2 separate regions of the Homo sapiens genome follow, and region 2 is linked to region 1. Evidence: chromatin loops called from intact Hi-C (ENCODE). Cell type or tissue: dorsolateral prefrontal cortex. All regions are shown on one strand. Each heading gives the region's core, and the rest is flanking DNA. Links, peaks and the distances in the headings are about the cores only.

Region 1 (6,236 bases), core at 531-5,530:
CAGTGTAGCAGCAGTTCCTGCTCACCTTCCGGCAAAAGGAGCCAAACATGACCTGGCAGTGTAGTTGGGTCCTCTGGAAGTATCTGGAGCTACACTGTCTAGGTCTGCTTTGGACCTACGTTTGGGAAGTAAATGCCTTCTAAACTCACTATCCGGGGTCATTGTGGGTAATAAGGGAGAAGCATCAGAGAACAGTTGTTGGTTTAAAGTAGGTACTGCAACTGGAGTGCATTGTGCTTGTCATAGGTTGTTTCCTGGCAGCAAACTGTCTCTTGAAACTGCTGGTAAACTGAGGCAGGCTACGGAAGAGGCTCTTGCAAGCCTGACTGTTCGCTCCTTTGAACCAGGCTGAGACTACTTCCGTGGGTGGTTTGTGGTGGGGTAGTTGAGCGCTTGGGGAAGGACACTTTAAGCCAACACTAAGTTTGTATAAAATATTCAGATTAAAACCCATGAAGAGAGAAAGGAGGCAGGATGGGGCTGAAGTCAGACTGGGACGTAAGACTTGTCAGTCTTGCTGAGCCTGGTGGAGAGGGTCCAGAGCATACAAAAAAGGCATTCCTGTACTCCAGCCAGTGGACCCTCTCCCTTAAACCTTCTGTGCTGACCTCATTACAAAGTATCTCCTTGATCTATATTTAAATTTCTGTCTTTAAGTTTTTAGATTGGCACACAATGTGAATGGACGAATTCTGTAATGTGTTCTAGGTGGTTCATGGTATAGGCTTAAGACACCAATTGTGCAATGTGAAAAGTCACACGGTGACACACGTGTCCTCTTGGGAAGACCAGGTGGACCTTGGACTTTACACAACTAAGTTTATAACAACCAGTCTAACACCAATGTGTACTAGCAAACCCAGGGGACTTCTGCCTACTTCCATACTGGAGGAGCCAAGTGGGTTGTTTGACTTTCTACAGCGATCTGAGAATGAAATAATTGGGTATGTGAAGTCAATTTGTGTTCCCTAGAGGCAGACTTGTAGATGGAAATTGTTTAAGGTGTTAGGTTTACTGGTGAAGTGAGCTCTCACACCTGAAAGCAAACTGGAACAGGGTGGAATGCAAACTGTTTGTTTTGGAAAAGAAGCTTAAATGAGGCCATAATCTCTGGAGCCAGAGTAGCTTCCACAGCTAGCCTTGAATATTACCTGGCTGGGCTTTTGTGTACTCCTCACACTCCTAGCCATTGGAAGTGGCCACATCCAGGGATGTGGCATAACATTGGCTCAAGAAACTTTGCATTACGACGAGGGCTGTTGTCCGCAGAAGAATGTTGAAACTTCTAGCCCAGGTATCGGGTGTAGCATAGTACCCAGCTCCTTGGAAAGGGAAGGGTGTACTGCCTGTCTTCTGAAAAGGGCAGATCCTGAGACCTTTATCTGGGGACCTGTCCTTGAACTGCTGAGGTTTCCCATGCATCCTAGCAGGGCTTTGAGTTCCTCAATTCTAGGACCATGGATCCACCTACCAAGGGAAGCTCAGGTGATGAGCTGCAGGGTGGGAAAGGAGGCTCCTAGGTGACCCTGGACTTGGCTTCACCATCATTGTGAGATTGACAGCTGGTGGAGCTGGTTGTGTGTACTGAAGGTTGGGTGGGGGTGGTGTTCAAGGGGCTTCCCTGAGTGACTACTTGGGACCTTTATCATGTTTTAGATGCCCTCAATCTTGCTAGTGCTCCATTCTTCACTTAGGGGGGACTAGCTGTGAGCCCCCACCTGTATTGCCACAGCCTAAGTGACATCAGATGAACTGGGAAGTGGTGCTGTGGACTGGCCACACTCCAGGGCCTTGTACTTGCTTATTATAAACTTGGCTTCTTTCCTGGGGACTAGGCTACAGTAGCTGGTGGTCCCCCTCCCCCGCTCATTTTGGGGAAGATTCTCTCTACCTGATGTGTTTCAGAAGAATGCCTCAAACTCCTGTTCTTAAGCAGTTGCTAAAATCTACCTTCATTTAGTCTGAGTCCAGGTGATTTGGGAGATAGAACTGGAAAACATGAGCACGGCCTCACCCCCAAGTCAATGTTGGTGATCTGTGCATGCCCCCAAAGAGCTCAGTGGCCTTTTCTTGGGCCTCAAGCCATAAGAATAAGCCAAGTGGCCCATCTCTAAGCCAGCAGTCCCTCTAGGCATGTGGCATAACCTGTTGTCTATGCTCGGGTTGGGAACTTCTATGCTTGGTGTTCCCCAAGCCCTTTCGCATTACTTGCAGGATGTGTCTGTGCATCCTGTATTCTGGCTGGAAGGCGTGTGCAAGTGCAGCCAGCCAGGAATAAGGTAGAGGAGGAAATACTGTATAGGTGTCTCGCTGTGTTGCAAGAAACCGCTGGGCAGGGATGGGTTGTGAGGGTCAAAATCCCCCCTGTGGAAGACAGCTGAGTGGATGTCTCTTAGGAACACTGGAGGGCCATTGGGTTTCTCCACAGGGGAGATGATGTATGCCTGCTGCCAAATGACTACTTCCAATTCTCAGTGTGGAGAGTCAGGGTAGCTTGGGTCAGGCAAGGAGCATTCCCTGGGGAGCAGACTGCCTGCCTCCTAGAACACATCTCCTAAACTGAGCTCCTAGGGCTTATGATACTGCCTTTTTTCCTCTTGATTTGGGACATCCTTTTCCTATTATGGCCTGGGACTGGGACCGGGACCGGCACCACAGTCATAGTGTGTGGGATACAGCCCACTGTGGGTCTGAATGACCTCTGTGCCTTCCTGTAGGCTGCTATCGGGTCACATGTAGCCTGTCTGGGCAGAGGCTGAGAAGCTGCTCTGATGCTGCTTGCAGGTGAGTCCTTGGAGGACTGAGTTCCTGCTCCCTCTCCATGACCCATGTATGGCTGGCTATCATCCCAGGGGGCTTTCTACGTTCCAACATACCTTCAAGAATCTTGCTACATACTTCATTCAGTTTTACCTGTGGATATAACTTTATCTACTAAGACTTTAAACTACATATTAACCTTAAAAAAAAAAAAAAACTGTATGGCTTATAGTGGGCAGTTTACCTTGGCTGAACACATCTTTAAAACAATTAGGAAATGTGGAAAATTTGACGTTAATACCTAATTGGCACATATATTCAATTCACTGAAAGAAGTTTGCAATAAGGCCTCAAATTCAATGGCAAGAAACTTCTACACTTCATAGTTGGGCAAACACCTAAATTCATTGCCTGAATGACTTCCTGAACATCCTCTGGATATTAAACTCAATTCCTGGTTGGTGTCTTGGGAAAAGACAATTGGACAAGAACATGTCTGAGGAAGAAATGGGTATTATCACTGAAATTCTGACCAACAGCCAGTTGGGGGCAGGGGTGAGCAGCGAACCACAAATCCCCTGCTTCCCAAGCTTTCTTTTCACCTCGTCTTTGAGGATTCTTCTCCAAAACTAGTGTCTGTATCATGATGGTTACAAACCTTCCTACTCCACCTCTCCTCCCAGTTTGTCTTCAGTAAAAGCAAAAATTCCCTACTAATAAAGTTGGATACTCATTGACCCAGGACAAGTGAAAAAGATCCACGGCAAGGCTGTAAGTCTAGGAAGCACAGACTAAACTTAGCTGGATACATTATGGTACAGCTTTATGTCAAATCTAAATTTAAAAACGATCCAATTCAACTAAAATGGTGCAAAATTATGCTTGCACATTGTGAATATGGTTCCTTAAATTCATCAGGTAACTTAAAACTCAATTTGAGTGGGAAGCAACCTTAAAAGCTTTAAAAAGCAGAAAAAAACCCACAACTCAGTAGAAAATAAAGTGCCTTGTGTGTTTATCCTGGAGACAAACCATAAAGGCCTCAGGTTATTGAACTCAAATATCCTGAAAAATGTTTTTTGGGAAAGAATTTTAAGTAGGGGAGTTGATGCTGTTTTGTGCAATGGGGCTGAGCTCTGTGCCCACTGAGTTGGCATAGTGGTGATGTTCTTAGTCACGTTCATCAGGGCTCTCTGAAATTCATAACATGTAAACATGCTAGTCTGTAAGTTGTCCTCGTGCTTAGATGAAACTGTAAATGCTCTGGAAGGCAAAGGGAGCTTTTCTCATTGGTCGACCATTGTTCCAGTACTGCATTAAACTGCTCTGGTCAGAAGTTGTCAGTGATGCTATAAATGAGCTTTCCATTCCAGTGCAAGGGAATTGACCAGTGAGGTAGGTTTTGTGTAACTTTGCACTTGCAGGACACATTTAGTCACCAGTCACTCCATTCCTTGTTAGGATCAGAAATACAAGCGGGAGAAGCTGAAACCAGTTAACAGCTGGTAGATCTAGAAGCATTAGGCCAAGTGGGATACATCTTTCCAATATACGGAATATCTTGCATAGGTCAAAAAGGCATAATTGAGATGCTTGTTAGCAACTTTTCAAGTTTGGTGTTGAGCATTTTGAGTTTGCTTTTTAACTAAAGTTTTCAACGGCATCATGCACAGTATCAACTTCTCTAGCCAACTGATCTCAATTCCTTGATATTTAGCATGTCACAGCTTTCATGACTAGGGATTGTTTTTGTCTGCTTTTCATCTCATTCATGAAAGCCTGAGTGTCAAATACTCAAACTGCTTCCACCCTAGTTCCTTCTTCAGATATAGCCAATGACAAAGCAGGAGCAATGACGTTGAAAGAATCCTCCAAGAGCCTTGGATTCCTGTAGTCTTGGTCCCTTCATGGAGTTGCTTTGGGATCCAGGGACATCTTGAATGTTAGTCTGAGTGCCGCTGCAGGTGTTGTCTTTGTCTATCAATTTCTGGGAAGGAGAATTAAAGGACTCTGTCTTAACACTTACACTTGAAGTCTACAACTAGAGTGAAGCAGTTCTTATGGCAGTATTCTGAGAAATTCAGTACAGGAGCAAACGGCTATTTCTTCTCTCAACTCCTTTACAATGGTCAGCTGAGGAAGTTCCCAGCTGAGAGCTGCTGAAGTCATGTCTAGAAGAGTAGACACCTGGGAGTATGACTTGTTCTACTTATTAACTAGAATCAATGGTAACTTGTGAAATGTTTCCATCTTCAAACCGAGGCTCTGTATCTCAACCTATGAAGCAGCAGGCACTGCTGTGGGGGGCGGGGGTGTGTCTTAAGTTGACATCTGCCACCCACTGGTGTGTGCTTGGCCTGTTAAGGTATGAAGACCGGACTTCAGAGGTCAGCACCATGGAATCGACTGAGGCTTTGTCGTTAAGTGCCATAGATATGCCCTTCTTCCTGATGTTCTATACCTACGGGAGGCTTTTCATCAAGACCTCACTTAACACACTAGAGGCACAACGTAGCACCTTCAAGGTATGGGGGTGAAATTGGAGGCAGGAAGCAAAAATAAACTGTTGCCTCCTGGCTTTCCTGGAACTCAGGTGTGTCCAACATGAAACGGGAGATGAGTGAACCCAGACACCTCTGTCTGCAGGGATACTTCTCCCGTGGATCCCACACCACCCAACTCCATAGGCCTCTTGTGGCGATTGCACTGCCTCTGGTGTCCTGGCCCTGGTTGTGATTCTATCCCCACAAGGCCAGCAAAGTCTGAGGTGAAAGTTGTCACCACGATTGTATAAATCCTCTTGAGAGAAGCAGGCTCTTCCAGGGCAGGCAGTTCCTCTGAGGAAGATGAATCTGCTCTGAATTTCACAGGGATGTTTCCCTTGTCCACTTCAGACAACCTTTGTGATGTCTGGATTCCAGTCTCAGCTCTGCTGGGAGCATCCTTTTGATGTGGGTAGGCAAAGGTGCAGATATGTATGCCTCTAACTTTTGGCCTTTGCTCAGCTCTAATAGTTGGCACTGGGCCTACAGAATGTCCTGGTGAAGCAGGTTAACCGGTGGTGGTTTTTGATGGTAATCGGTGAGCTTGGTATACTGAGGCTTTGGTCAGTTACTGCGCTCTGCCCTCTTTGGGTGGAGTGTTGTCACCTATAACAGACCTTCTGTTTGGTCTCCTTTGCTGGCGTTCCTGGTAACATGGTTATGCCTGGGGAATTAGAAGCCTGCTGTCCCTCTTCAGTTCCTACTGATGGTTGTTCAAACATGGGATTATCTTCCTCGATCTCTCTGAAGGTTCCACTCCTTGCCTCCTGACTTCTCCATACTCAAGTGGAGGTTGATCCAAGAGTCTTTTCTACCTCCCAATGCTGGTTGGCATTTCTGTAAGCGTCCTGAAACCCCCAGGTATTGTCCACCACCTAGATGTTAAGGCATAAGGTAGAAACTCTAAGGCAAAACTCAGATGTATCCCTGACA
Region 2 (6,236 bases), core at 718-5,717, 130 kb after region 1:
CTGTTTGATTTTTCTCTGCCATAATAGCAAATTCGTTTAGTAATGGATGATTGGGTGCAGAAAATAAAACACATCTGGATTATTTTTCCCTGTCACATGAACCATCTTCTAGTAAATCTGAGTATTCAATCAGCAGATGTGGTAAATCTACCTGGTCTTGAGGTGAGCCTATGAGTCTAGGCTGCTCTGTCATGACTGCCACTAAAGGGAAGTGGTCATCTCAGCCTGGACAGTTGGGCTGAGGGATTTTTAACTTGGTTATTCCCATGGAAACAGATTTCTGAGTTCATAATGGTCTCCTTATATATGTTCCATTTTTCCCCACTTCATACAGATCTGAGTTGTCATGCAGCTTGTGTTGTCTTTGGTAAGCCATCATAAAATCTTGACATGTGATACCTCTAATGGTGTCCAGCTTGGTACGAAGATTGTTTTTATTGAGCTTTCTGGCACGTTATTCCTTGTCCAAAAATGGCAGCATGTTCAGAAAACTCATTCTATTTCACTTTTGTCATTTTTTTTCTTGCTTGATCTTTCTGCTGGTTGAACAGTCTTCTTGAAATTGACATCTTCAAATGGAAATTGTTGCCCTCTTCTACAGGGTGAGTTCTTAAAGTCAACGTGAAATGCAAAGAGTTTACTTTGCCTTCCTTGCTCTCTGAAATCCCTTATGGAAAATAAGGGGCCTTGGTCCTTCTGAAACTAGAGCAGGCTATGAAACAGTTGGTCCTTCAGCTGAAGGATGAGAGAAGAGAAATCTCATTCCCTGTCCCCACTTGTTATCACTCATTCACATCCCTACAAGGGTCTGCAGAAATTCTTTTCCACCAATTTGATGCTTTTGTACTGGAACAAAAGTGGTTTGTCAATTGCCATGGAAAAACCTAGGTTTAGGTGACAACAGGCCTTGTATGTCTCTTAAAGGTGAAAAATGTAGAAGTCTGTCTTCAAGAGTCTGTCATAGTTGGGGAGTTGTCAGTGGCAGGTGCTTCCTGTTGCACATGGAGAGGATAGACTTTGTCCTCAGTGTTTTCTGTAGAGACGTGGAGCACCTGGGACCCATGAGCAATGAGATGTCCTCAGCTTGTCCTGGAGAATCCTATGGGCCAACACGAGGTTGTACATACGATTGATGGCCTGATGGTAGCAGATAGAGTGCTTACAGATTCCAGTTATGGAAGAATCTGCCTTAAAAATGAAGAAACAGATTTTTTCTTGGTCTTTTCCTTTTGACTTTCTGGAATACAGAGGTAATCTCACAACAATTTTTCAGCTTGTTCACGTCTAATGGCTTGGACTTTAGACTTGGAAGTTCTATGGAGGTTAAAACCTTTTTTCTGGAATGTTTGTGAAGGTGAGTTAGACCCCCTGTCAGTCAGCATGTATAGCACATCAACAGCTGGATCTTCCAGTGCTTTGATTTGCTGTTTTATGGTAGTCTCTAATGCCCTATGATTCACAAGTCTTGGCATCCTCTCTGTGAAGATGTTGATTTTCAAACTGCCAGTTTGTTCCATATACAGCCTTATTACCTTCTCGGAAAATATGTTCAATTACAGTACTGCATTTGCAGAACTCAACTTGATATTTGCCAAACAGCCAAATATCTTCCTTCCCTTTTACTTTTTGTATTAAAGCAATAATTCTGTGATAAATGCGTTAATTCTACCAGATCACTTTTCAAGTTTATCGAGTATGTTGATGCCCAACTTAGGACTCTTGTTATATTCCGGTGACTGTCTTTGTTTCCTAATGAGGGCAGAGATTCATAAACATAATAAATTTGCTCATCTTCCTGCAAGGAAGGAAACTAGCCCTTCTCCCAGAAGATTCCTGAAGGGTGGGTGGCAATAAAATTCTGCAGAAACTCAGCAAGGCTGAACCAGTCCTGGGTATCCTGATGACTTGGGTGCTTGTTGAGAATCATGGAGTCCTTCAGGTGGCTCAGGAGGTTTGGTACCATGCGAGTGATCTCACGCTGAGTGCTCTTGTCCACCAGATCAGGCTTGGTCAAGACTCCTGTGGGCACTGTCTTGGAGTCCACCTCCTAAGTGATGCTCAGTGCTTCTATCATCTCAAAGTCCACGTTACTGGAAACCACCACCAAATGGGTGGTTTCTTGTAGATATACTGCTTGATAAGTGCCTTGATCTGCGTGCAATGTCAGTGGGCTAACAGCTCACAGCCACTGTGGTTATACCAGGAAGTTCTATTAGTCATATGGAGTTGAGGTCCACATGAACTATTAAGGCAGATTCCCATCCCTTTCCGGTAATAATTAATGTGGCCTTGGAGTATAAGCAGATGTGGTGTTTGACCTTTAGGAACCTACCTTTTAGAAGGATGAAGCCTCCCCTCCCTCTTCCTCTGTGGTTATTTGAGTCAGAATTCAAGAGCAATCCCTTAAAGGAATGGCAGAGGAAAGGTAGAGCCATGATCCTTGTGCATTCTTACCGCTGTGTCCTCTAACTGGTGACCGTTAACTTAGTACGTGTCATTAATGAACTGCTTTCCTATTTGTGTCCTAAGCTATATTTGAGGAAATGGTGATGGAGGTAGGAGGGAATCTGTAACCACATGTTCAAGAACCTCTCAGTGGATAGTCTATTGGTCTCTGAAACTCACCCCTACCAACCCCAAGTTGTGTAGCTTTCGGGCACCTGACTCACAGGTGGGATAGAAGGTGGCTCAGTGAGTCTCTGAGCAGCAGCATCTGAGAAAATCAGCTCTAGGCCTTCCCAAGACGGGGAAGGTTGGGTCTGTTCTCTTCCCTGTGATCCAGAAGTTGGTCAGTGTTGTCTTTCAGCTAAATATCTTCCCACTCTAACCCCAGCTTCCTTTAAGGCACACCTGAATTCTGCATTTCTTTTCCTGTGAAAATGATGGTAAATGTCATGGAAAGACAGTGTGGCAGAAACGAACCTGTTATCCCACATCAGACAGGAATGAGTCCAGAAGTCCTAGGTTTCTATTGCTGTGGGATATTTTACTGGCAATTAATGCTTTTCTGACAATACACTCATCATTCTATTACTGCTCAGGGGAAAGATTATCTAACATAATACTATTTTATTTTATAAACTAAGTTTGCTTCTAAATGCCTAAAATAGTATAGCTCTCACTTGAATGTGAGCAATTTAATCACTTAGGAAGGATTAACCTTAATTCTGTCTTGCCATTTTAACTTCCTCCAGTTCCATGAATTGTAACTACCAAGACCCAGCTCAGTCATGGAGACCCCAACCCAGTGGCGCTAAAAACACAGAAATAGTGCAAAGTGGGATCCAGGGGGCTTGACCCACATATTTATTGACAGTAAGCCAGTGATAACCATTGCTTCTATAGATTATAGATTAAAAGCATTCCTTATGGGAAACAAAGCATTCTTAGCGAGGAGCAGAGGAACAGGCTGTAGCTGATTGTCTGCAGCCAAAACATGTTGTTAAGGCACAGGCTGCTCATGCTATTTGTGGTTTGAGCAGTTTTCTGCTCCGGGCATTCCTTGCCCTGCTCCAGTAAACCAACAACTAGCAGTGTGCGTGATAGCCAACATGAGCATGTCACATGGCTGCAGAGATCCTGTTTGTGGCCAGTTTCTTTAAGGCCTGTTTATGAAGGCTTAGGGCTTGTTCCCAGCATGTCTCCCTTTCTGCTTTTGCAAAGCAATTAAGACAAAGGCAGCTTTGTCACAGTGGGCTACTTCTCTCAGGATTCTGGATCCCATCTGCAGACTACACAAAGACGACATAGATTAAAAGCACAATCATTGAAATCACAAAGCCTCCAAGTGTCTTGATCCATTTTAATTGGTTAATAACTGCTAATCTGCCTGCAGCTCCTTCAAGCACTTCCCTTCCTGGCGTTAGGGTCAGATGTGCCTGAGAGGCTTGAAATACTTGTTCCTTCAGTTTTGGAATATCTAAAGATAAATTTCTAGTATGACCCTTTAAATGTCTCTTAACTGTTTCTTACTCATGTTCTGTTTCATTATACAGACGAGAAGTAATGCAAAAATCAGAAGTATTCCAGTCACATTGTAACCATTCTATACTCTAAACTAGTTACTAGATCTCCTAGCCACATTAGTTTGGTGGAGATCATTGATTTGATTAGCTAGTTTCTGGTCTATATTAGAGTAGAATTTTTCTGCCAATTATTTACATAGTCTGCTGTTTGTACTGTGGAATGCAAAGCAACTCCGGCTACTGCAGCAGTAGCTGTGACAGCAATCAATCCCATAATGATTTTAAAGTGGCAACGAAATGCCGAGAGCACCTCAAAATCTTTTGAAGAATTTCAGTAATAATATGCACAGGAGAGGCTTCCTAAGGACGGGAAAGCTTTACATGTATCTGTACTCCTTCTTGGGCTCTTACCACTAAAATAGAATGATCAGTATTATACAAGGAAGAATTCACACAAGAAAACAATCTACATCCTTGACAAGTCACATGATTAGGGAGATCAAGTTTTAAATCACCTACTACAAGCAGGAAAGGAGGACGGACACAACTCTATATCCAGACTGAATCATGAGTCAATTCTAACATAATTAGGATTACACTGGGTTGGCTTTAGTATATCTTCATTCCCAAATCTTTATCCTTTTTAGTGCCATGAATATTTTCTACACCTCCTTATGTTTAGCTCCTACAGCAGGCCATATCATTTGGGGTTGAGGTGCCACTATACCACCATATGCCAAAATAATAGGAACTCTTGCTGTACTTCTTATAGTGTCCACCATCTGATTATTTTGTTTAGATGCAGGGTGAGCATTACCTGCAGATTGAGAGGTGAGCCTCATAAATGCACCTTTAGGTAGGGGATCAATCACTAATGACTCCATATGAACCATTACCACAACACCTCTGCCTGCCTTGCTATACAATCTTCCCAAGCAAATGCCTTCATTTTTTCTGACCATGTCCAATCCACTTTATCAGATAGGTTTTTGAGGGTGGTAAACTTTGGCTACAGGAGCACAATCATTGTAATAAATACTAAGACCAGAAAGCATATGTGATTGTGCCACAAAGATGTTACGTTAAGGTACTGTTGCCTGCCAAGATTGAAGACTGGGAGGTAAACACCCATTGGCTTTTCCCATGCAAATGGGTAGATGATCAAATCCCAATGAGATTTTCTTAATTGTTCCTTCCTCTTGGGTGTGAGATGGGCCTCTATTATCTGTAGAACCAGGCATCCAAAAACTATCATTAGTGTATACCTCTGCTGGGGGGTCTAACCATGTTACTGGCTGTAGAAGTGGTGGAATATTTGCCCAATAAGCTTAATTGTTTTTTGTTTCAGCAGTTACTGGGGGAATATGGCAATGGTGAGCACAGCCATCACAGCTACCATTAGGTTACTCATTGTAACTGGTTGTCCCACCTTCAGATTTTTTTCTGCCATCTGTGTCAACTTTTTGATCTGACCTCAGATGGGTGGCTGTGCCACCATAAGTGTTGCTCGCCAGGACTGGTGTCTTCCTTATTGTCAGTCTAGACATGGCTGCAGTCCTTGGGTTCCTCCCAAAGTCTCTTCCTCAGCATCTGGCTCATAAGGTTTCAGGTGTCTCGATGGTATCCAAATCAGCTGCTGATTCTGGCCTGGAGAAACACAGGTATAACCTCTACCCCAAGTTATTTTACATATTTCCCAACTTTGTGTTATCGGACCTCTCCACCAAACCAGTTCTGCTTCTGTCTTTGCCACTGGTTTCTGTAGATGCTGTTCAGCTGCTGATAGCATCTGGCCTTTAGGCAGGCTCAAAAAATTTAAAATCAATAATGCTAGATTCAATTGCATATGTGGGGTCCCGTAGTCACTATCTCTCCCTTTGTTTTTGTAATTGCTCTCTCAGGGAGAGAGCCATTCTTGCCACAATGGCTTGTCCTTGTGAATTATATGGGAAGCCAGTAATGTGTTTAATATTTCATATAGAGAAAAATGTAGCTAGAGCTTGGCTTAGTATAGCATGGGGCATTATCTGTTTTAATAGAAGCTGGAATGCCCATCACTGCAAAACACTGCAAAAGGTTCTGCCTGTGCAGTGTTAAACATCAAGCAAGAAGACTCTCCTGATTGGAATGTAGCCCAAAGTGAGAAAAGGTGTCCACACATGTACATAAGCTAGCCTCCCAAATGAGGGAACATGTGTGCCATCCATTTGCCAAAGAGAATTAAGTTCCAATCCTCGAGGATTAACTCCTCCTGTAAAAGGTGAGGAATGT

What was found. A loop is a pair of places that touch in the nucleus more often than their neighbours do. Peaks named below come from ENCODE experiments on the same cell type or tissue, not always from the same donor. Only the 100,000 strongest peaks of a DNase experiment are listed, where the experiment ranks them.
Region 2: it touches region 1 in a loop (2.6-fold over the local background); 3 of 110 quality-filtered maps call a loop at or near these places.

Annotation. Positions count from the first base shown.
Region 1 is chr4:10,161,717-10,167,952 of GRCh38, forward strand. No RefSeq gene overlaps it. Among named protein-coding and RNA genes, the nearest start is that of WDR1, 48 kb to the left of the region's middle. In dorsolateral prefrontal cortex, for the core only: CTCF peaks have their summits at 3,297 (motif pointing right) and 3,497; a DNase peak (open chromatin) is centred at 3,315.
Region 2 is chr4:10,293,322-10,299,557 of GRCh38, forward strand. It overlaps the pseudogene LOC100422639. Among named protein-coding and RNA genes, the nearest start is that of ZNF518B, 160 kb to the right of the region's middle. In dorsolateral prefrontal cortex, for the core only: no CTCF peak of the experiment used is centred there; a DNase peak (open chromatin) is centred at 3,550; H3K4me3 peaks cover 1,160 bases; H3K27ac peaks cover 894 bases.